2 separate regions of the Homo sapiens genome follow, and region 2 is linked to region 1. A link is a loop called in an ENCODE intact Hi-C map of the cell type or tissue named here. Cell type or tissue: breast epithelium. All regions are shown on one strand. Links, peaks and the distances in the headings refer to the core of each region. The heading gives the core; the rest is flanking DNA. Region 1 overlaps L3MBTL4 (L3MBTL histone methyl-lysine binding protein 4). Region 2 overlaps L3MBTL4 (L3MBTL histone methyl-lysine binding protein 4).

The links. Hi-C counts contacts between places; a loop is a spot of excess contacts. Peaks named below come from ENCODE experiments on the same cell type or tissue, not always from the same donor. Only the 100,000 strongest peaks of a DNase experiment are listed, where the experiment ranks them.
Region 2: a loop joins it to region 1, with 13 times the contacts of the local background. A loop is called at or near these places in 1 of 110 quality-filtered maps.

The regions. Positions count from the first base shown.
Region 1 is chr18:6,248,401-6,251,330 of GRCh38, forward strand. All of the region lies in intron 5 of L3MBTL4 (L3MBTL histone methyl-lysine binding protein 4), which reads right to left. Among named protein-coding and RNA genes, the nearest start is that of L3MBTL4-AS1, 6.9 kb to the right of the region's middle. In breast epithelium, for the core only: no CTCF peak of the experiment used is centred there; a DNase peak (open chromatin) is centred at 1,615.
Region 2 is chr18:6,150,939-6,153,868 of GRCh38, forward strand. The region is part of intron 13 of L3MBTL4 (L3MBTL histone methyl-lysine binding protein 4); the gene reads right to left. Among named protein-coding and RNA genes, the nearest start is that of L3MBTL4-AS1, 100 kb to the right of the region's middle. In breast epithelium, for the core only: no CTCF peak of the experiment used is centred there; no DNase peak of the experiment used is centred there.

The DNA.
Region 1 (2,930 bases), core at 108-2,607:
TTTGAAATACAATTGAGTTCAAATTTGTTCAATTTGCTTTCAGTTCTTAATGATTTTTTAAATATGTAGAATATTAACATGCTTCCAAAAGTTAAAATTAGCAAAAGTTACTCAAAAATGTATCTCTTCCTCCCATATTCTATCCACCGCATTCCCTCACACCACCTCGTGGAGGTCACCAACTTCACTGTTTTCTGGTTTATGCTTCCGAAGCTTCTTTTTGTAAAGATAAGCAGTTATATGTAGGTTTTTCTTATTTCCCCTTCTTTCTCACACAAAAGGCAGCATACTATACATGCTCTTTTGCACGTGGCTTTTTGCATTACTAATGTCTCTTGGAAACCACTCCATGTCCATTCCCAACTATTACACGTACTCTTTTTCACAGCTGCATTGTACTCCTCTGTGTATAGGTACCCCAGCTCATTCAACCTTCTTCTATACTTGGATGCAAGCCTTTTTTATATAAGCATGGAATAATTGTAAAACCTATGAATTGGCTTGTAAAATATCGTTAAATTTTTCTTACATTCTGAGGTCATTTTAGAAGCTTCTAAGGAAAAACTTAAAAGATGACAAACCCCAAAATGAAATGGCAAGAATGAATGATTTCTCAGGAATATTTTATTTCTATAAAAATAAATGTCATGTGTGTGTTTAACTCTCCCAGCCTTCTTCTCACATCTACTATGTTTTCCAGCAGATTGTATTTAACAAGTTTTGTGTGACTACCTCCTGTTCACTGCTTTGAAATTTCTCGGTTAACTTCAAAAGTGCCATACACATATACAAATACACATGCACACAACGCTGACAAAATGCAATGAAAAAGGTAGACCACAGGGAGAGAATGTTACTAATGCTGAGAGGAAACTTAAGAAGCCATAGAAACTGAAAGAACATTGTTCATGTTTTAACAAAACTGAAACACTGCAAAATTAGGGGTGGGGAGGAAACAGTGTTATGTTGAGCAAACTATACTGTCTTATCACACGTGATTGATAAATTTGAGACATTGACAATACTTCCCAGCCAGAAGTTAAGATGATCAATGTTACTCTTGTCAGCCTTTCAAATTGGTTTCCCAATGGAACATTTGGGAGCTTTCCATAATGTTGCAAGTAACATTACATAGCTAAAACAGACTCAGCATTTCTTGGAGGGTTTCAAAATAAAAAATAAAACGTTCATTTTAACAATCTGAAAGGCAACATTTAGTGAGAAATATCACTGCCTTTCATCAGTCTCTCTTCTCTGTTAAATGGTTTATTCATGAACTGACAGGTTTTAAAAATTTTTTCCTTTTTAAAAATCTTATGTTTCATTAATATAATTGATACTGTGCTTATAAGATTATATTTTATGGTAAGAAAAGATAACTAGAGTTACATACTTAAAGCAAACAATAGGCCCATTAAATTCAGTCATAAAAAATTATAAGGTTCAGAGACCTGGAAAAAATTACAGATCGACTCGAGCCCAGAAGGGTGAATAAACTTTCTCTAGGTCACACAGCTAGTTTAGTAGCCTAGTACAACTAAGGGCCTGTGTCTTGTGAAAACCTGCCAGCTGTGTGTTCCACATAAAGGGACAGAAGTGGCAACTAAACAGGCAAAACGAAACCTGGCTAGAGGCCATGGAAGGCCCCAAGGACATTTCCAAAGAAGCGCCAGTGCTCTTGAGTACAAAAGTTAAGGTGTTTTGCTTTGTCATTTTCTTTTCCCAAAAAGCCACAAAATAACATTTTCTCATATGAAATTGATTTTGTCACTAATAAAGGAAAAGAAACATTATTCAAAGTTCCACACCTCTTGACAAAAGCAGGTACAAATTATATACTATTATTTAAAATGCTTGTAAAATGGGCCATAACATGAGGAAAAAACAAAACAAACACACAAACAAAACACCGTCACCATGCCTAGAGAAACTGAAGACAAGCTACTGGTGAAATTCCTAAAAGCAATAATTATTATATGTGTGTGCCATCCACTCCACATTATGAGATCGAATAGATGATGCTTTGTCATGATTATTTTGTGAACCACAGTAGAATGGGGAAGGTCTGTGGCCATCAGTGCTGGCAGAGCATCAGCTAGGGGTGTATCACGGAAGAGCGCTCAAGTGATATAGCTGCAAGATTCCAACTGAATGCCCCTCAATAGTCTATGTTATTCAAAGGCACGGGTAGGCAGTCAAAAATATTTTCCTCATTTTAATTCAGCATTGAGAGAGGTGGGGGAAATTGGGCCTGCAATCAAATCCTGGCCACCGAGGCACACATTTTAACATGTTATACAAAGAACTGGGCAAGGACCTCAGGCCACTGATTTCTAAACCTTCACACGATAGCTCTCAAAGGGAAAGATGTTCACAGGAGGAATTTTATATGCAGATGACAAAAACAAAATTTCTTACTACACAAAGGCCTTTGCCATGAATTCAGCAGCCTGCTCAAATGGTTTATCTCAGCAACATCTTCCACATATAAAATTGTTCCAATGTGTCCCTTGGGGGACAAAATGTCACTATTTTAAATGTAAAGGGTGAAATATGAGGAAGTCTTACATAGGCGAACTGTGATATAAACAGCTTGACCACAGAGAATTTAACTCTTTGACAAAATTTGATGACTTTCTTCACTCAATGGAAAAAAAAATCAATCATGCTATCAGTAATGTCAAAAATAATTCAAATGCTACAGAAGAGAACATGAAGAAGTATTTTCCAGGATGAATACAACCAAAGAGAAAGTTAGGAAGGCCCTTGCAGGCTTCGCTAAAATAGGGAGCATCAACTTGCAAGGTTTTGAGTGTGAGAGTCTTGTCAGCTCTGCCTTTGATGAAGCAAAAGGAAAAGATTTTATGTTTGGTCTGAATAAACAGCATGATTGAGAACTGTGCGAGAAACCGCCAAACACTTGCTGTTGT
Region 2 (2,930 bases), core at 219-2,718, 97 kb before region 1:
TAGTGAGTGTCTCAGTGCCAGGGACCGCACGGAGTGCCATCCCAGTACAGACTACAGCAGCGCCAGGCTCCACAAGGTCAGAGGCCACAGACACAGCAGGACCAGGAGAGCCTGGGAGTCTACTAGAAGAAAACGGATCCCCTTACTGGCATACAAAACTGGAAGGGACTTAAAGATTGAAGCTTCCAGATCCCACAAAATCAGAATTCCAGTGGCAAGCTTGTGAATCATTTATGTGTTCCCCATTCAGGTTGTGAACCACTGACCCAGTCCACCCACTTATTTTTGTAAATAACAAAATAAAGGTTTATGTGGTCACATAATTTGTGCCAACTCATAAGTCATATTATGGTATTTGGGACAAAAATTCAAGGTTTGTAACTTGCAGATCTGTACTTTTTTGACTCTGCTATGATACACAATAAGCAACTGCTACAATTAATTTTTTTAATTTTCATATATATATATTTGAGATGGAGTTTTCACTCTTGTTGCCCAGGCTGAAGTGCAGTGGCACGATCTCGACTCACTGCAACCTCTGCCTCCCAGATTCAAGCACTTCTCCTGTCTCAGCCTCTCAAGTAGCTGGGATTACAGGCACGCGCCACCAGGCACGGCTAATTTTTTTGTATTTTTAGTAGAGACGGGGTTTCACCATGTTGTCCAGGCAGGTCTCCAACTCCTGACCTCAGGTGATCCACCCGCCTCGACCTCCCAAAGTGCTGGGATTACAGATGTGAGCCACCGTGCCCAGACTAATTTTAAAATATGTAATTGACAAAGATAATATATATTCAAGATGTATGACATGGTGATGTGATAAACATATATATTGTGTGATGATTACCACAATCAAATTAACACATCACCACCCATGCTGTACATAATATTCCTGGAACTTGTTCATTTTGTAACTGCAAGTTTGTACATTTGGCCAACATTTCTCCATTTCTGTTACCCCTCAGCCCCTGGTAAACATCATTCTGCTCTCCACTTCTATTAGTTAGACTTTTTTAGATTTCATATAGGTAGGATCATACAGTATTTGTTTTTATGTGCATGGCTTATTTCACTTAGCATAAAGCACTCCAGTTTATCCATGATATTGGAAATGACAGGATTTCTTTCTTTTTATGGATGAAAAATATTCCATTGTATGTACAATACCGTATGTTCTTTATCCATTCATCCACTGATGGGCAATTAGGTAGATTCCCTATCTTTGCTATTGTGAATAATGACGCAATGAACATAGGGGTACAGGTATCTCTTAGAGATACTTATTTCATTTCATTTGGATACATACCCAAAAGAGGGATTGCTGGATCTCATGGTAGTTCTATTTGCAATTTTTAAAGGAACCTCCATTTTTTTTTTCCATAACAGCTATACCAATTTATATTCCTATTAACAGTGTACAAGGGTTCTCTCTTTTCTCCACATCCTGGCCAATTCTTGTTATCTTTTGTCTTTTTGATAACAATCATCCTAACAGGTGTTAGGTGATATCTCACTGTAGTTTTGATTTGCATTTCTCTGACAATTAGTGATGCTGAGCACCTTTTCATACAGCTATGGCCCTGCTGTCCATCTGTATGGCTTCTTCAGAAAAAAAAGTCCATCCAAGTCCTTTGCCCATTTTTAATTATTTAATCAGATTTTTGGTTTTTTGCTATTGAGTTAGATGAATTCCTTATATACATGGAGATAACCCTTTATCAGATGTCGGGTTTGTATCTATTTTCTCCCATTCCATAGGTTGTTTCTTCATTCTATTGACTGTTTCCTTTGCTGTGCAGAAGCTTTATAATTTGATGTAGTCTTTGTTTATTTTTGCTTTTGTTGTCATATTTAAAAACTCACTATCAAAACCAATGTCTTGATAAAGCTTTTCCTTATGTTCTCTTCTAAGAGTTTTATGGTTTCAGATCTTAGATTTAAGTCTTTAATCCATTTCAAGTTAATTTTTGTATGTGGTGCAAGACAAGGGTCCAATTTCATTCTTCTGCATGTGGATATGTAGTTTTCCCAGAACCACTTATTAAAGAGATTTCCTTTCCCTATTATATATTCTTGGTGCCTTTGTCAAAGATTACTTGACCATATACATGGGTTTATTTCTGGGCTTTCTTCTGTTTCATTGGTCTATGTGTCTCTTTTTATGCTACTAACATACTATTTTGATTACTATAGCTTTGTGCTGTACTTTGAAATCAGGGAATGTAATGTCTCCAGCTTTGTTCTTCTTTCTTAAAACTGCTCAAGCTACTTGGGGTCTTTTGTAGCTCCATGAGACAGTTATTTCTATTTCTGTGAAAAATGCCATTGGAATTTTGATACAGATTGCACTGAATCTGTAAACTGTTTTGAGTAGTATGAATTTTAACATTAAGTCTTCCAGTCCACGAATATGGGATATCTTCCCATTTATTTTTGTCTTCTACAATTTTTTTCAATTTCTTAAAAGTTTTCAGCAGGCAGATATTTCACCTCCTTGGTTAAATTTATTCCTAAGCATTATGTTCTTTTTGATGCTATTGTAAATGGAATTTGGATAGCTCATTGTTAGTGTATAAAGACCCAACTGATTTTTGTATATTGATTTTGTATCCTGCAACTTTACTGAATTTATTTATTAAGTCTAAGAGTTTCTTTGTAGACTCTTTAGGGATTTTGATATGGTTTGGCTCGGTGTCCCCACCCAAATCTCATCTCAAATTGCAATCCCCATGTGTTGAGGGAGGAAGGTGATTGGATCATAAGGGTGGTTTTCCCCATGCTGTTCTCATGATAGTGAGTGAGTTCTCATGAGATCTGGTGGTTTTATAAATGACAGTTTTCACTGTGCTTTCACTGTTCTCTCTCCTGCCACCTTGTGAAGAAGATGCCTGCTTCCCCTTCTGCCATGATTGTAAGTTTCCTGAGACCTC